Regions from separate parts of the Mus musculus genome. Here region 2 is linked to region 1. Evidence: chromatin loops called from intact Hi-C (ENCODE). Cell type or tissue: gastrocnemius. All regions are shown on one strand. Each heading gives the region's core, and the rest is flanking DNA. Links, peaks and the distances in the headings are about the cores only. Region 1 has its middle 150 kb from the start of Gm36814. Region 2 has its middle 66 kb from the start of Gm36814.

Region 1 (9,533 bases), core at 564-8,563:
GGTGTGGTGGTTTTGGGGGGGGGTGGGGGAAAGTGAAGTCTTTTGGTAGGAAGATTACTTTATCTTAGCTTAGAGCCATTCAATGGGAAATTTTTTAGACTTTATTTTATTTTATTTTATTTTAGTATGAGATACAGTCTAGGTGACAATGTCATGCCATTTCAGCGTGGCATGATTAAATTCTTATATCCATAGCAGTTTAGAAACATGAATGGTACAGCTTATGGTGATTTGCATTGAGAGTGTCCCACATAGGCTCAGATATTTGAACACTTGTTTCTCAGTTGGTGGTGCTGCTTTGTAAGATGGCAAATCCTTAGTAGAAGACTAAAATTACTGAGATAGGTTTTGAGAATCAGTAAATTCACCCCGCTGCCAGCTTGTAATCTACTTGGTTCTTGGGGTTAAACATATAATCTCTTAACTTCCTACTATAGCTCCCTCACATTCCTTCCTGACCAATAGGGATTTTTTTTCTTGGCAGACATAAGCAAAAATAAAGGTTTCATTATCTAAGTTATTTTTGGTCATAGTATATTGCCCGAGCTTTTGTCCCCGCCGGCAAGAACACACTCAGGACAACTGGAATCTTTTGCAGCAAAGCTTTTATTGCTTACTTATCTGGAGGGAAGACCCTGAACCGGGAAAATGGTGCTGCTTATATAGCCCGCAGCATGACGTTTCAGCACCTGATGTGGCATGACAGCTCCTGATTCGTTGCTTGCCCATCACCCCATTACTACACCACGAGATGGGCAGTGACTAGGCATGAGTTCACTCTTGCACTTGCGCATAAGGCTTGTTTACTAGTTAGGCGCAGTGGAAGCCAGCGCCATCTTATAATGGCGATTGCTCACAGCACGCACTCGATTGCTCGTGGCACGGCTCTCCACAACAATTTGCTAAACACATGAAACTCAAGAAGAATGAAGACTGAAGTGTGGACACTATGCCCCTCCTTAGAATTGGGAACAAAACACCCATGGAAGGAGTTACAGAGACAAAGTTTGGAGCTGAGATGAAAGGATGGACCATGTAGAGACTGCCATATCCAGGGATCCACCCCATAATCAGCATCCAAACGCTGACACCATTGCATACACTAGCAAGATTTTATTGAAAGGACCCAGATGTAGCTGTCTCTTGTGAGACTAAGCCGGGGCCTAGCAAACACAGAAGTGGATGCTCACAGTCAGCTAATGGATGGATCACAGGGTTCCCAATGGAGGAGCTAGAGAAAGTAGCCAAGGAGCTAAAGGGATCTGCAACCCTATAGGTGGAACAACATTATGAACTAACCAGTATCCCGGAGCTCTTGACTCTAGCTGCATATATCAAAAGATGGCCTAGTCGGCCATCACTGGAAAGAGAGGCCCATTGGACTTGCAAACTTTATATGCCCCAGTACAGGGGAATGCCAGGGCCAAAAAGCGGGAGTGGGTGGGCAGGGGAGTGGGGGTGGGTGGCTATGGGGGACTTTTGGTATAGCATTGGAAATGTAAATGAGCTAAATACCTAATAAAAAATGGAAAAAAAAATAGTAATCTATAGAGTAACAGAAAGTAACTAATACCAAGCTCAATGAAAGTTAACATTATAGCTTCAGTGGGAAATTGTTCTTCTAGTCCTCTCTTTTTTTCTCTTTTCTACTTTCCTTTCCTTCTGTTAACCCTTTTAGTACTTTCTAAGTAGTCAGGAGAGACTAAGCATTGTAGAAAGCACTTGATAAAATAACCATATCCTTGTGTTCCACTCAAAGTTTATAAACCAGTGAAGGAGTGAATCAAGTAAATAAAAAGACATATGAAGAGCGTCTAAGTAGTGAAAGCAAAGCTTGCACAAATAACCAGGGAACACCAGAGAGGAGGAATTAATGAACTGAGTCTAGAAGGAAGGTCTGAGCTAGAAATAATAAGCAAGTTACAGCCCTGTCTGCTAATATGAAGTCTTTATCACTGTGCTCCTGAGTCTGAACCACTGTCATTCAGGATTCTAACATGTCATTGCACGCCTGTATAGCATTCATATCTATACCATGTTGAAAATTTACCAAAGGCCTTCTTTAAGTTTTCTTGTCTTCAAATTACACATCCATACTGTATATTCATTCAACTCTTAGTATCATTCTTTTATGGACTATTCAAACACAAGTGCATGCGTATACTCATTCTGGTTTTCTGTAGCCATCTTTAAATTAGTCACAGGGCACAGTCTTAGAATGTGAGTTGATGAGAAGCCAATTTCCATCTGCCATTCTGGGGAGAGCACATAGGCCATCTGACATCTCTACATAAACACCGGTGAATCCCATAGCCTGGGACTCATTTCCTAGTGCTGAAGAATAGGTTTGTAGACTCTTAGTACTCACACTGTTGAGAGTAGAGAGTACTTATCCAGAAGCAGCGTTCTATTTTACTTTCTGTTACAAAATCCTGTCCTGTTCTTGCTTACTTTCATGAACTGAAGTCATGAATGTGAGGCCATTGTTAAGACTATCAATATTTTGATGTCTACATGAGCTCACCAATTATTTTTGTTCAAAACGGAACACAATATCTCCCACTATAATGAGATAGCTAAATATTTCAATTTTTTTTTTTTTTTTTTTAGTATTAAAAGAATGCCAGGAGTCAATATTTGGCAATGTTCCGCAGGCTAGTATTCTATTTGTTCTACCAATGAATTCAAATTAATTTAACTAATATTTGAAGGTGTATTGTATGAACAAAGCTCTATGTAGGCTCTATGGGTAAAGAAGAGTTAAAAATAAAGGAGCTATGGACCAAAAGTTCTTAACTCAGGGGCTAAAGGGATATTACTATAGCAAACCATGTTTCTGATACTCAGGATTCTCTCTGTAGTAATAAAATGGGTAGAAAATGATTTTCATTGAGTAGTATATGAGTAATTAGTGAGGTGACAGCATTTGAAGTGAGTATACTACCTTGAAATCATTACTTAAATAGAATTCCAGAAAGTTATGGATATGTTTGCCTCCAAAAGGACAATTTCTTCTTTGGCTAACATTTTGTGTGCTCTTATATAGATAGATTTCACATCAGTAGTGTTTTAGCTTTTTCTTTTTTTATAATTAGGACTTTAATATAAAGTAAGAGTATGAACTTCATAGGTTGTTGAAAAAACTATTACATAAGAGAAAAAGATTTGCCAAATCAAGTAGACTTTATAATCTTTCTCAAATTTTTGATAGTATGATTTGCTTAAACTCTATCTTTGAGAAAGTCATTCCCTATATAAAACAAAATAAAAAGAAGATATTAAATGGCCAAGAGACTATAAAACCCAGAGGACCAGAAAGTCTATTGTAGGATTACAGCTCCTAGAGAAGTCAGGGAAATACAACCATGCTGTTTCAGCAACATACTTGCCTAAGGAACACACAAGTAATAACAATTGCAAACAGACAAACTATCATAAAAAGGGAAAACCCCATGGGGCTGACCCCAATACAGGGAAATATAAGTAATTCTGAGACTTCTAAGAAAGGAAGGATTAGTTTTTTTCATTGATTAACCCCCTAATTAGTTATCTAATACTAAATGATCATCTTTGCAATCATATAATACAAGAAACACTAAGCAAGCTTAGCATTTGTTATTCATATATAAAAATGTGTGTGTGTGTGTGTGTGTGTGTGTGTGTGTGTGTATGTATGTAAAATAATAAAAAGACTTCATGAATTTGGGATATAGTGGAGACAGGGAGCCTTGAAGGGAGGAAATGGAAGGGAAATTATGTAACTGTATTTTAACCAAAAATTTTTTAATTTTAAAAGAAACAAAAATAATGATAAAAATAGAGTTTACATGTGGAAAAGTGATGTAGTAGGTATAGGAATTATAATTATGGTGGGAACAGTGACTCTACATGGTGACATGCCACAAAGGAGAACACAGGCTAAGGCTCATGCTCTTGTTCCTGGCTTCTATAATAGTGTTATGTAAAGGCAATGGGCAGCGTTACTAGGAGTTCCTTTTTCTGCGCTTAACTGTGTTGGTTGGAAAGCCATTGTGTGAAAGGAAAAATTATATCCCGGTCCCACAGAATTTATTTTCCACAGCATCTTCCAAACTTTATAAACTGCTCCTCAGCGACACTGCAATGAAATGCCACGTTCCTAATTGCCAATTGGAGCACTCAGGCTGGTCGCTGTCCACTTCACATTCTGCTGGCAAACCCAGGGCTCTTTTAATTCTCTCCAAGAAGGCCTTGAAAACAAAAGCCTTTGGTAACTTTGCCGAAGATTTGTGACTCTCTGAACTGCACACGTATTACTGAAGCTTATTTCCCTTCCAAATCTAGCCAGTCCTTTGCTCTGGCGTCTCAATTATCTCTTGTTGCTGTGGAACGGAGCTGCCAAGTAACATTTCATTGCTCCTTGCCATCGCTCAGACATACAAAGAGTCGACCCAGCAAGAAGGAATATCAAGTTCATTAGTGGGGCTCTGAGGTCACCAGCTGTGACTCCTCCTGGAGGACGAAGCTATGAATGATAAGCCAGATGAGAGCCTTGACAAGTTCTAACTCCAGGAAAACAGATGATCCTGTGGGTTTCCCCAGACATGGAGGTTCGTCTTCCATTGTCTGGAAACTATTGCAACTTACTCTGCTTGAGCAGTTGAAAATAAAGGTGAAAAAGTGTGCTGGTTGTGCAAGAGCTATGTCCTGGCTTTTCTGGGTTGTCTCAAAAAAAAAAAAAATTTACTGTGGAAATATTGTATGGCCATTTCCTTGCTTGATGTTGGAACATTGACAATCTGCCACCTGAAGTAATACTCACCAGTGCACAGCTCTCCTGAGACTTAGTGTCTTTAAGTAAACTTGCAGAGCTAAAGCTCTGACTGTTAGGTTCTGCACTCACTGCCAGACTATGGAAGTCCTTTGTCCTCCCCAGAGTGGATAAATTGTTCCGGTTAAAAGAGATAATTTGGTGCCCTCCAGTGGCTAGACCTGACATCCTCGCTTGTGACCTTTCAACCTCTTATCCTTATGGGAAAGATAAAATTTGCTGCTTTCTTCAAGAGCTGTCTTTAATTGGAGGGAAAAAAATCTGTATTTCCTCAATATAATGGAGATCTGACAGGATCAGGAAGCAAGCAATAAAGACAAACTTGTCAATTTGAAATGATAGTAGTAGCAGTCGTAGTAGTAGCAGCAGCAGCAGCAGCAGCAGTAGCATGTAGTACTAGAATACCACAGACCAACATTTATATGACAGCACCATTCTTTAGAGCTTGATGGCCTTGCATAGCCCATTATGTACCTTGAAGCCACATAAATTTGGAACCACAGTAGCAATAAAGAATCTTGTGAAGCCATACCCCCCCACACACACACACACACATACACAATGATTCTGAGATCCTAAAGAAGGGAGACACATTTCTAAATGGCTTTTACTTCATTTAGAAAAATGAAGGAAATTTACTTCAACACTTTGTAAAAAATGGCTCTTGCTACTCAGACAAAGTAATTTGCTTTACGAATCCAGCAAGGAAGTTACAACAAATTCTTGCCCCAATCATCCATGTCACACATTTAAGCATCTTCTCTCCTGTATATTGCAAGGCCACACAGTCTTGTGAGAGGCCACTACAGAAGGGAGTTCCAAATCCCTTCTTTGGCAAGTATGCAGAACATGTAATTACAAACACACCACTCAGTTCTTGATACACAGTGCTTAATAAATTATAAAAGTAAATAAACCAATGGATGGGAAAGAAATAGATGTCTAGAAACACTTGTCTAGAAAGAAAGAGACTTCTTTATTCTCTAGCCAGAGAAGCCGCACCCTTTAGCTTACATTAAAGATGAACCACTTACCTCCTTGTTTTGTTTTGTAATAAGTAACTAGGAAAATAATTAGGCAAAAAATGACAATGGTTGTAGACTTTTATACAGAAAACAGTAGTCATTGCCTAACTATGCCTGTTTACCTATACTGAAACACGGCTACTTGATTGAGGTCTGGTTTCAGTATAAACTGTTCTGAAAAATTTTTCAAAACGATCTGAAGTAAAAGTGATGGTTTTGAAGAGTTAATGCAAAACAATGGTATAAATTATCTAACCCATAGGTTCTCCCATTCTTCATTTTCTGGCCAGAGACAGTGGTGGCTTAATGTGTATGTTGTAAAGCAATAAGTGTCTGGATTCTGAGTATTATTTTAAAGTTGACACACACAGGATTTGCTCACTGCTGAATGTGGGGTGTGAGAAGTGGGAGTTGAGGATGACTCCAAGGATGGACTTATCATTAGTGAAGATGAAAGCAGAGTGTGGGAAGAAATACAAGGAAAATAAAGCTCTGAGACTTTAAATGAGTCATCTAAGGACCCACTATTGAGTCAGAGAAACAGTTACTTGAATTGGTAGGAAACTAAAAGACCTCTTCATTTATGTGTGTGTGTGTGTGTGTGTGTGTGTGTGTGTGTGTTATGTTTGGAAAACTAGAGTTTTAATGAAGACAAGTGATTTGTTCAAGGTCAAAGAGAAAATGAAGAACTGAGCCTCTGAGATAGTCTTCTTGACAGGCAGATGAGTAGGTTCATTTTTTGCCATGGCACTATAGCTATGAAAGTCCAAATATAACCAGGTTTAAGCAAGTCTGCAAATGCACTAAGGGATAAAGAATGCCTGGAGACATTTGGGGGAGAAAGCCCTTAAATCCCACAGGTTAAAAACTTATTCTAGACTCATAAAGGATGATTCTAGCTAGATTGTTGGATAACCCCATTTGAACTATGAATAAATGAAATACTCCCCTTTTAAGATGTATTTAAGGTCAAGGTGAGCAATGGTAACTATCATTTAATAGGAAAAGTCCCCATCATGGACCTTAAATTCCATCTTTAAGCTCGAGAAATCTCACAGCTTAACTCAAAGCAAGGGAGACAGATAAAGTATCACAGATTACAAAAAACATCCTTTAAAAATGTTCCTTCCAAATGAGAGTTCAGTGTAAAAATGATTATGGTGATTTATATGTTTGAAGATACAGTCATAAGACCTGGATACATAATTGCCTACTCTTTTATAATCTCAACTCTGTATTTACATAATATATAATATAATTACATAAAGTATTTGTTATAAGTCAGCTATTGCTACAAATTGCTACAATAATGTTGTAGAACAAATTGCACCAGTCACCTACAGATATAGTAGGTTATCAAAATTTTTTTACTTTGATTTGGCCCTAGTTCCTGGAGAAGACTTGCAAATCCTTATAATTTTCTGGACAGTATGGGTATCTTCCTTATTTATGGTGGACCACAGAAAAACCGGCTTATATCACATCCACAGAGCAAACCATCTCAAAAACTGACCAGGTAGTTCTCATCTGTCTTTACACGTGTATCTTTCCAAGACTTCTGTTTCCCAACAGTATTCAATGTCTCATTTATGCCTCTGAGCAACTCTTCCTATATTTGGGATGCATAGTTCAACAAGAGAGTCCAAACCCCTGCAGTGATGGGTGCCTATTTGTTTAGATCAACATTTCTCAACCTTTCTAATTCTATGACCCTTAATACAGTTCCTCATGTTGTTGTGACCACCAACCATAAAATTTTACGTATGTTGCTATTATATAACTGTAATTTTTCTACTGTTATGAATAGTAATGCAAATTTTTGTTTTGCTGGGTCTTCAGCAGCCCCTGTGAAAGAGTTAGTTGCCTCCAGAGGGGTCACAACCCACAAGTAGAGAACCACCACTTTAGATGCACGTTGGCAATCTTATTACGTTGCTGACTGTATATTTCCATTGATGACAATATTGCATGATACTATTCTACTAATGACAGTACAGTTCTCTTTATGTAACCTTGGACAATTGCATAACGTTTAGGATCAGGAACTTTCTTGTTTGGAAAATGAGCTTGTACTATCTCCCACATGGGAATGAAGTGAAAACCTCAATGAAAGAATAAGTCAAATACCTGAGGATAGAGTCTGGCTCAGAAAAAGAGTTTCCTATGTGTTAGTCATACTTCTGAGCAATTCATATGCATCATAATACAATGGCTTTTACAAATGCCAAGAAGCAGAAACTTTTGTTTTCTGATCTTTCTACGTGATACAGCTGAGGTCCAGAGACAGTACTCAATACAGTCCACATAAAACAGAGATGGGAACTGAGCTCAGGTAAGCAGGCACCTGAATCCATACTTTTACACTCTATATACTATTCCATCATCTACAGACCTCAAGTATGTCTTGTTTCCACTCTGACTTTTATTAAAACATGTTGTTTGAGCCGGGCAGTGGTGGTGCACACCTTTAATCCCAGCACTTGGGAGGCAGAGGCAGGCAGTTTTCTGAGTTCCAGGACAGCCTGGTCTACAGAGTGAGTTCCAGGACAGCCAGGGCTACACAGAGAAACCCTGTCTCAAAAACCAAAAAAAAAAAAAAAAAAATTAAAAAAGTCCTTTGGATCTTACTCCAGTGCCATGAGTCTTCTTGGAAGAGGTTCATTTACAAGTAATTTAATAAGTAGAGATTAAGTAAATGTACTTTCTTCTTTATTCTCTCTGGTTTTAGATATTTTGGCAAGATCAAAAAATATTACAGGACAGAATTCTGAACGTGATCTAAGAGATTATTGAGGTTTTTTTGTTGTTGTTGTTTTGTTTTGTTTTGTTTTGTTTTGTTTTGGATAGTAAGAAAATTCATCTAAGATCTTCTGTTGACTTTCCAAAGAAGCCAACATGCATTTCTTGTGCCAAGTCTGCTACATGTATAATGGCATGTCATGACTGTACTATTATGACCTTATCTGTCCATTCCACTTAGGCTCAAAGTGTCAAAGCACATTCTTATCAAACAGTTAAAGAGAGGCTACCTCTTAGCTGAGGATTATAAAATCCCTAACACAGCTTCAAACTTCCAGCCGCATTTCTTCATTAGTTCCAAATGTAATTACAAAAAGTTGTGTACTTCCATTAAAGTGATAATAATAGTCTAGACTAAAGACGAGCATAAATTACTTCAACCTAAACAGAGCATCATAACTGCTATAGACAAATAACTGAAAAGATGCCATGGCAATTTGGAAATAAAAGTGACCAATTCAACCTGTGTCACCAAGGAATGTCTCATGGAAAAAGCAAAATTTAAACTGGTCTTGAATGGATGAGCTCTGGGCATGAAGAAATAGAGAAGACAGAATACATATAGATGTAGGGCAGAGCATTCTCTAAAATTAGGGAAGGATTGCTCCGTCAAGAGGGAAAATGCAGAAACTGGAAAGTGTGAGTATCTCTTCCTTTCAGATGAATTTTAATGCCCAATCTCTGAAAATAATCAAATGGGTCATCAGCTCTGTGGAAGAGATCTGTGAGTCCAGGAAGAATAGCTAGGCATTGATAAGAAAGACACATGAAATATCAAAAGACAAGGATGTCAGGATACTTGGAGGCATTGGCAGGTTGTATTCTCCGCTTGGCCTTGGAACTCATTTCATCCAACTACAGCTTGCTTTGCCCAGCTTCTGTTAACCTCCAGCACTGTG
Region 2 (9,533 bases), core at 504-8,503, 220 kb before region 1:
GCCTCACAGAGTTTAATTCATTAGTCATTTATGGCATGCCCCCAAGAAATATCACAAACAGAATCTTTTCTGTTTGACAATTCACCAAAGTTCACTCTAATTACTCCAGTATTCACAAATGAATTAACTGAGATTCAGATATGAAAACCGCTGAGATTTAAATTTGCTATGCCATGTTACGAATGCATCACTTATTATTGTTTCTTTAATTTATTCAACCAACACTTGCCAACCACTTACAAGCTATGGGATCTACTTAAATCTGGATGTCAATGCAGATACAGAGATAAACAAGGCAGAAAAGAGGTTCAACATGCTGTGGTCCTGGTTCCAGTGGAAAAAGGGTCAATATCTGATCTTGAATAAAAAGAACCAGCCTGGAAAAAAAATGGGCAACACAATTAATCTGTTTTCCCCTATTTGAATGTTGACACCTCAAGAACAATAATCTCAGTTATTTTCTTACTTTCATATTTTAAGTGTGTATTAAAGTTTTTAGCAGGATTATGTTTGATATGGTTGTTTAACCAACATAAATAGCAAGCAGAGTGCCAAGTAATAAATAAAATAATACACAGTAGAGAGTGATCAAGGGGTTATTTCCAGTCAGGTGAGAACTTTATTTGAAGAGTCCTACATTTGAATTGAGGACACTATGCCCCTCCTTAGAAGTGGGAACAAAACACCCTTGGAAGGAGTTACAGAGACAAAGTTTGGAGCTGAGATGAAAGGATGGACCATGTAGAGACTGCCATATCCAGGGATCCACCCCATAATCAGCATCCAAACGCTGACTCCATTGCATACACTAGCAAGATTTTATCGAAAGGACCCAGATGTAGCTGTCTCTTGTGAGACTATGCCGGGACCTAGCAAACACAGAAGTGGATGCTCACAGTCAGCTAATGGATGGATCACAGGGCTCCCAATGGAGGACCTAGAGAAAGTACCCAAGGAGCTAAAGGGATCTGCAACCCTATAGGTGGAACAACATTATGAACTAACCAGTACCCCGGAGCTCTTGACTCTAGCTGCATAAGTATCAAAAGATGGCCTAGTCGGCCATCACTGGAAAGAGAGGCCCATTGGACACGCAAACTTTATATGCCCCAGTACAGGGGAACGCCAGGGCCAAAAAGGGGGAGTGGGTGGGTAGGGGAGTGGGGGTTGGTGGGTATGGGGGACTTTTGGTATAGCATTGGAAATGTAAAGGAGCTAAATACCTAATAAAAAATTAAAAAAAAAAAAAGAATTGAGGTCAGGTCTGAAAGCTAAGAAGAACAAGCACTGTAAATATCTTGAAGAACTTCTGGACACAAATGAAAAGGTAACACAAAGAACATGAGGACTGTGTTGGTTTGATGTTCTTTTATAGTTGAAAAGACACTATAGTGAGGAGTAAGCAAATTGTACACAGGATAGGAGATGAGCAAGGCAAGGTACAAGGAGGGCTATTAGAGCATCACTTTCAAATGAGATACAAACCATATGTTTTAGTCACTTTTATCTGCAAATTATTATTAATAATAATAATAATAATAATAATAATAAATAATAAACTCCTGCAATCAACTACTGAAAGATAAAAAGAATTTATCTTGCTCACAGTTTCCGGGTGTTCAGTTTATTCTGGTGGAGAGGATAAAAAGGCAAACCATCAACATGACTAAGGAGAGGAAGAAAGGTGGGACCAAAGAGGAAGTTAGCTTCAAAGCTCATCTACAGAGTCCCACATCGTCCAGCCAGGATCCACTTTCTTTCTTTCTTTTTAAATTATTTATTAGATATTTTCTTCATTTACATTTCAAATTCTATCCTGAAAGTTCCCTATAACCTCCCCCATGTCCTGCTCCCCTACCCACCCACTCCCACTTCTTGGCCCTGGCATTCCCCTGTACTGTGGCATATACAGTTTGCAAGACCAAGGGACCTCTCTTACCAATGATGGCTGACCAGTCCATCTTCTGCTACATATACAGGCTCCACTTTCTAAACTTCCCATAAGCACTGTGAATCAATTGTTTAAATACATGAAACTGTGGAAGGTATTGTTCTCTTTGAACCAAAACATCACTGGAAAGTTTAAATAGGGTGGTAGAGATGCCTGTATAGTGGAAGGAGGGAACAATGCTTGTCATGGGTAGGCTACTAACTGATAGGTTGAATCTCAAGTAATGTGTTGTGTGTATGTGTGTATAAATTGGTAAGGCCAAATCTTAATAACATTGCCTCTTTGCAGCAATGCTGACATTTCCTTAGATGTGGATAACCAATGCCAAAGTCTGTGTTAGTTTGTGGACTACTGGTTTTACAACATATCACACATGAGTCTTAGACCAAAGAAATTTATCCTTACAGCATGGGAGGCTGGAAGTTCTAGTGCAAGGTGTCTGTCAGCCAGGTTCATTCTTCACAGGTGTGAAGATGAGTCTGTTTCAGGCTTGCTAAGGTTCAGATGTGTTTCTTCTAAACTTAAGGAATTGTCAAAATGATAGAATTCAGAAGTGAAGGTCATCAGAGGTGGTTAGCCCATGATGCTTTTTCTTGGTAGGTGGGATTAAAGCCCTTGTCAATTGGTATCCAATTCAGTATGGAGGGTGCTTAAAGAACTGAAAATAAAACTATTACATGATCCACTTATACCAGTCTGAGGAAGACATCCAAAGTGATTGAAAACAGCATGCTAGGATCATATGCAATCCATGTTCATCCCAGAGCTTTATGTAATAACAAATTATGGAACAATCTACATGAACGGATAAAGAAAAGATGGCATAAACAGGCAATGGAGATTTATGAGTCACAAAGAATAATGAATTCATATCATTTTCAAGAAAATGGATTCAACTGGAGATCATCTTATTAACAAAATAAAAGAGACTCAGAAAAATATTTTTGGTTTCATAAATAGAGCTTAGATGTTTTATACACACACAGAGACAGAGAGACACAGAGACACAGAGACAGAGAGACAGAGAGATGAAAGGCTTTCTTTTGAAAGAACAGGATGGGAAAGATGGAGGAAGAGGAGAGTAGAGGGTGGAAGATGGTTAAAACACATGGTATAAATCAATGGATATACCTTTATGAACTTGTAACTATGGGCAAAGAATATATGGCAATGAGAAACATGTTTTGCACAATATCCACTTCCTCTCCTTCCTCCATCATATGATGGTTAGCACTGCTCACCTCCCAACGTTCAGCCCCCATCAAACTAGCGAACTTTCTAGCATTTTTATCTTGGACTTCCCCATCTCCAAAATTACATAAAATAAAATTCTGCTCCTGTGTGTTATGTAGTGCTGGGCGGGAAACACAGAATAGACAGTATCTGTTTTCTCCACTGGTGGCTTCCTGGGGATCCCTGGCATCCCTAGGCTGGTAGAGAATTACCTCATCTCTCCTTTCATCTCATATTGTACTCTCTTTATGTGAGCAGGTTGTTGGACAGGGGCAGAACTCACAATGTCTCATGTTAAATGGGATTTGACTGGAAAATGATGTCAGGTGCTGAGAAGGGAGAGTTTGGTCACAGCTGGGCAGATCGCATGGTGGCAGACTTAAAAATAGGGAAAGCTTTTTGCAAACATCAAACTTCAGTATTCTCTGGGGCTCCCAAGCCATTTGGCTAAGTAAATGGATAAGGAAGTGTATTATAAGCATGGAAAAGTATTCATTGTTTCCCCCTCACAGAGGGGAGGATCACCAAGGAATTCCTAGGCTCATATTCCGATCAGTAACTTCAGCTATTTCCAGATGGAGCTGACAGCTACCCTGGAGAGAGCACTGACTTAGAAATATCCCCAAGTTCCCAGGAAAAGCATCTCTCTTTCTGTCTTTGTTAAGACAGGAGGTCTCTGATGCTATTGGTTAAGTCTCGTCTGTGCCCGGGATGCTGACATGAAGATAAAGACAAAAGGAAAATCACCAGATCCAAATGATTTGTCACTTTTATCCCAGAATGTTTTGATACTGATTGGAAAGACCCAATAAAATGTCATTATCATGTTGTTTTAATTTATCCTCAGTGCTTTTAGACAGACTTTAGTGTGCTGGCCTGCTCCAGTTCTATCAGCGTTCTGTATTCCAGACCCTACAGTCTTTCTTTATTTCCTATCTCCTTCCTATACCTCCTGTATTATTTGCCTGGACTTTGAATAGGTTCATGCCTCCCTTATAAATCTCAGCTTTTACTCACCTCTCTTCCCCACTCTTGATATTCTACTCATTCTGGCATTTTAGGGAACCATGGGGACCTGTCTCACTCTCGTCACTTGTCACTCCTCACTTGCCTATTGCTTCATTTTCCAATAGCTTTCAAATAAGTAGGTAGGTTTTGATAGAGCTATTAATTTGTCATCAGGCAAATTTAGTCTATTCCCTACTTCCCCACTAGGGGGCGGGCCATTCAAGTTTTATGCTTCAGAATTTTGGTAACAGTTCACTCGCTTGATGAAGTTAAGGGCAGAGGGCCAGGCTCAGTGAAATGGGAAGGTAGTGTTAAATCTTGAGCATTAAGAAAAATAAAGAGCAAGATTTTGCTGAAAGGACCCTGATATAGCTGTCTCTTGTGAGGCTATGCCAGGTCCTAGCAAACACAGAAGTGGATGCTCACAGTCAGCTATTGGATGGATCACAGGGACCCCAATGAAGGAGCTAGAGAAAGTAACCAAGGAGCTAAAGGGATCTGCAACCCTATAGGTGGAACAACAATATGAACTAACCAGTACCCCCTGGAGCTCTTGTCTCTAGCTGCATATGTATCAGATGATGGCCTTGTTGGCCATCATTGGAAAAAGAGGAAAAAATCTTGCAAACTTTATATGCCTCAGTACAGGGGAACGCCAGGGCCAAGAAGTGGGAGTGGGTGGGTAGGGGAGTGGGGGGAGGGTATGGGGGACTTTGGGATAGCACTGGAAATGTAAATGAAGAAAATACCTAATAAAAAAAAAAGAAAAATAAAGAGACAACACAAAAGGAAAGTCTACAGAGGATAGAAAGGCATGTTGTAGAAGAAATGAACTAACCAGTACCCCCCAGAGCTCGTGTCTCTAGCTGCATATGTATCAGAAGATGGCCTGGTCGGCCATCACTCAGAAGAGAGGCCCCTTGGTATTGTAAGCTTTATATGCCCCAGTACAGGAGAATGCCAGGGCCAAGAAGTGGGAGTGGGTGGGTAGAGAAGCAGGGCGGGGGAAGGTACAGGGGACTTTTGGGATAGCATTTGAAATGTATATAAAGAAAATATCTAGTAAATAAAAAAATAAAAAAAATGAAGAAGTAATTATTTTAAAGTTTGTTAACAAATGTCTTGAGGGTACTGACTATGTATGCAGAAGGTACATCTTTAGATAAGTGAATCTCTGATAAGTGGAGATTTTTATTTGCTATTCTCTGTCTAGAGGAAATTAGAGGTAATCACACAGAAGGCTCAAATGGGAAATAATATATTAGCCCTTTGGTAGGTAGCCTGTAGCTCTGAACATTTTAAACAGGAATAGCGAGAGGGTAAGGATTAAGAGTATATGGGCTCACATTTGAAATTTCTGTTCTCTCTCTCTCTCTCTCTCTCTCTCTCTCTCTCTCTCTCTCTCTCTCTCTCCCTTTCTCCCTCTCTCTATATGTATGTCTCTTTGTGTGTCTGTGTGTCTATCTGTCTTTGTCTCTGTCTCTCTCTGTTTAATTTACCCTGAAAACATTGTATTTCTTCTCAGTTCCTCAGTTTCTCATCTATAGATGAGAGATGCCGCTAGCTCTCCAAGGAGTATGGTGAACTTTCACAGATGAATACTCATTAGTGCTTAATGTCTATTTCTGTGGTTCTGAGAACATCTGTAAGGCATAGTTGCTACTTTATAGACTCAGAAAGAGAGGCATGGAAGAGTTTAGAAATTTTCTAGGTCATATAGCTGACAGTGACACAGTCATGACTTAAAAACAAACAAACAAACAAACCAAAAGTTAAAAACAATAACAAACCAAAACCTTGTTAGCAATCACTCTGCCCCTTACTAGAAACTGGGTCTACTGGTCTGAGATGGTGTCTGTTTCTTAAGCTCTGGTTTTATGTAAGAGACACAGAAGTGATAAACTACCTGCTTAGGGTAGTTCTACTTCATGGCAGAACTTTCTGGATTTTTGAGAGGATTATGGGAAGTTTGGGACTCCAATAGGTCTATTTGAAAGTCTGTATGGGTAGTCTAGGGTGAGTATATTTCTCACTCTGTGTAGATCATAATGTGGTGGCCTTAGTTCAGAGACACTGATAGGACCTCAATTCCATCCCACAGCTCACAGTTCTGGCAGGATGGATGCCCTACCTTTAGTTTCTGGTGCAAATATTTATTCTCATGGAGGATTCTGTAGGCTGTGAAACTGGAGGGTCAGCAATGTGGAGGTGCTTCTGATATATGATTGCAATCAGCAAAGGGAGACGTGAAAATCCCACAGAGACTGCTACATGACTTTTACACCTCTGAAAATGATTTGGGACATTTTAACAGAGAGAAAAAGGAGGCCTATATCATGTAGAAGGCGAAGAAGAAGAAGAAGAAGAAGAAGAAGAAGAAGAAGAAGAAGAAGAAGAAGAAGAAGAAGAAGAAGAAGAAGAAGAAGAAGAAGAAGAAGAAGAAGAAGAAGAAGAAGAAAAGAGGAGGAAGAGGAGGAGGAGGAGGAGGAGGAGGAGGAGGAGCAGGAGCAGGAGGAGGAGGCTGTGGCAATGGCAGCAGCAGTGGCAGCTAGTAGACTACCAAGGATGATTTCTCTCAAAAGAGTCACCTCAAACCCAGTCTTTTAGACCTGGGGTAGTGAGAGAGAAGTCAATATCTTATCATGTCTGTCTGTCTGTCTGTCTGTCTGTCTGTCAGTTTGTCTAGTATGCCATCTATCCACCTATTATCTTATCTATATTTTAATTAAGTGATTCCAGCTTATGGAAGGAATATAACTGTGGTAATGCATAGTATTTATTCCCAAGACATTTAGCACACAACCCTATTTAATCTGCATCCTTGCACCAATGTTTGATTGATGTGAGAGGTAGAGGTTGTAGACAGGCACCAAGTTATAATTCAAATTGAATTTATGGCTCTAGCCTGATCCAAAATAATAGTCAAGACAAGTTTTCAAAACCTACAGTATCTTCTTCTGAGGTGATCCTCATGATTTCCTAATTGAATATGAACTGTAGACATGTTACAAACAGTCCGTGTTTTGGTTGTTTAACTGAGTGTAGTACCCAGCACATCAAAGTACATTGAAGCACAAGGGCATGTTGAAAAATCTATGTTCAAAGTCTATTTAATTATTTAAAGTCGTTTGTGTCTGACTGTCTGGTGTTTGCATACAGTATACCTGAATCCTGGGGGGTGGGAGGGTGGGGGGTGGGGGGTGGGGGAGGGGTACAGATGGTCTCCTTGCTCTACTAGTAATCCTGCAAAATCACAAGGCTCATGGTTTCTGGTTAGTCATTCAGAAGCATGTGAATTTGGAAAAAATATATGTAATCCTTCTGAGAACAAGCTTAAGGTTCCCCTTAACCTGGATGACTCAGAAGGAGGCATACTGTCCTCTGATGGCAGAGAGGATTCAAGTGTAGGCTGTGACTGCTAGAAATGAGCAGAACCCCATCAAGCTTTTTGTGTTTTTGTCAAGGTCATTATCATTGCTATTTGTTTGTTTGTTTGTTTGTTTGTTTTCACTGTAAATATAAGCAATAAGTAACCGTGTCTTCTATATTATTTCACAGAAGTAATGACAATAATAGATTCCAGATATGACAGATAATGGTGGCGGCGGACCTCATGGTCTATGGTGAGAGATGTTGATGAGAGTGAGAGTCTGAGTATTCACTCATATCGAAAAAAACTTGAGTTGTGAAAGCTTCCTCCAATGATCACCTTTCCTTGGTGTTTTACAAGGATTCACTGTTACAGAGGATCAATGAAACTAGAATTTATAGAGCAGAGTTTGAAAACCTTTGTTACAGGTATATGAAGAATGATTAGTAAGCTTGGCTCTGCAATGCTTTGAGTTTCAATGAGCTTTGCTGGCTTTCCCAGAGCGATTTTTAAAATGATAAAATTCTAGTCCTAAAATATAATGATAATCCCTCTAACATGCACTAAGGGCTTAGACTTTAGCAGTAGGCTGACATAACAGAATCAACCAAACAATTTGACACATACAAGGACCAAATATCTGTGCCTTCTCCAAAATTTATGTGCTGAATATTAATACCCAGGCTGATAGCATTAGGATATATAGCCTTGGAAGTTAAAGGGCCTTAGAGAACTCTCTTATGTTGTGAAGACACATTAAGATGATTGTGTGTAAATTGGGAAATGGGCTCTTGCTTGATAATGACTCTGTCTTTTGGCACATTCGTCTAGTGCTTTCAAGCCTCTGGAACCAAGAGAGACAAAGTTTTGTTGATTATAAGCTCCTAAATACATAGAATTTTGTTATAACATCTGAAGAGTCCAAGGAATAAGATAGTGTCTTTCCTCACTTTGAGTTTCATAATACTAGATGTCCTTTGTTTGTAGCTCTGAAGCTTAGCACTTTTTTTCTTCCATTGAATTCTGAAAGTTTAAGTGCGGCAGAAAAGGCAAGTTGTTCTCTGCAAATAAGTTTTGAACCAGATAGAACTTGAGCAAGAGAACATGGTTGCAATTTAGAACAGCATCAAGAGATAAATCCTGATTTGCTGCCCTTGAAAGTATTTTTTTCTAAAACTGGACTTTCAATTTAATAGTGGAGTTTTAGCTTTTATTAAAGATAAATACATTTGGGATACAGAATGGCATAGTACAAAGTACATTGGATTGGATGTAGTCTTATGGATAAAAAGCTATGTGAGAATCAAAATAAAGTTAAAACCGCTAGGACAGAATGTCCATTTGTGCAATATGTAGAGTACTAGGCTTGCTGGTATCCTAGCTAACACTTGATACTCAATGCTGTGATTTATAGTGATACTTTCTGGGGTCTAGAAAAAAAAGTGATTGTGACTCTCTTTTCATTGACAGCACCTCATCAGTGCCAACAACTTAGTGACTATAGTATCAGAGCAGGAGCATTCCCAAGGGGATGACACTGGACATTGATATGCAGTTTGGTACCAATATAATATTGCAAAGACAGCCATGTATAAGATGATTAACAAGCAAGTCTCTGCAGAGAACAGCTAAATAGATACAGTTCATCAATATATTAAATAGAATATTATTGGGAAATATTATTATTAGTACATAAAAACTGGAGTCTTAAAGTCATGAGAAACAAGATAATCAAGTGAAAAAAACTAGGAGGTAAGAAGGAAGGGGATAACAGGGAGGAGGAGATAGGGGAAGGGTAATAAAACTGTTGCAGAAGGGCTAGTGACTGTGAGAGCTGATTTGACTTCCAGATCTGTCTTGCTCTGTGGGACTTTGGACAGTGTCATCCATAAGTGTAGCAAGTAAACACCATGTTTTGGCTTCTTCTGGGGAATGCTTCCCTCCAAGCAATATCGACCACTATCAACTTAA

What was found. Hi-C counts contacts between places; a loop is a spot of excess contacts. Peaks named below come from ENCODE experiments on the same cell type or tissue, not always from the same donor. Only the 100,000 strongest peaks of a DNase experiment are listed, where the experiment ranks them.
Region 2: it touches region 1 in a loop (3-fold over the local background); 7 of 42 quality-filtered maps call a loop at or near these places.

What each region holds. Positions count from the first base shown.
Region 1 is chr5:50,693,358-50,702,890 of GRCm38, forward strand. No RefSeq gene overlaps it. Among named protein-coding and RNA genes, the nearest start is that of Gm36814, 150 kb to the left of the region's middle. In gastrocnemius, for the core only: no CTCF peak of the experiment used is centred there; a DNase peak (open chromatin) is centred at 4,947.
Region 2 is chr5:50,472,763-50,482,295 of GRCm38, forward strand. No RefSeq gene overlaps it. Among named protein-coding and RNA genes, the nearest start is that of Gm36814, 66 kb to the right of the region's middle. In gastrocnemius, for the core only: a CTCF peak has its summit at 4,394 (motif pointing right); a DNase peak (open chromatin) is centred at 4,415.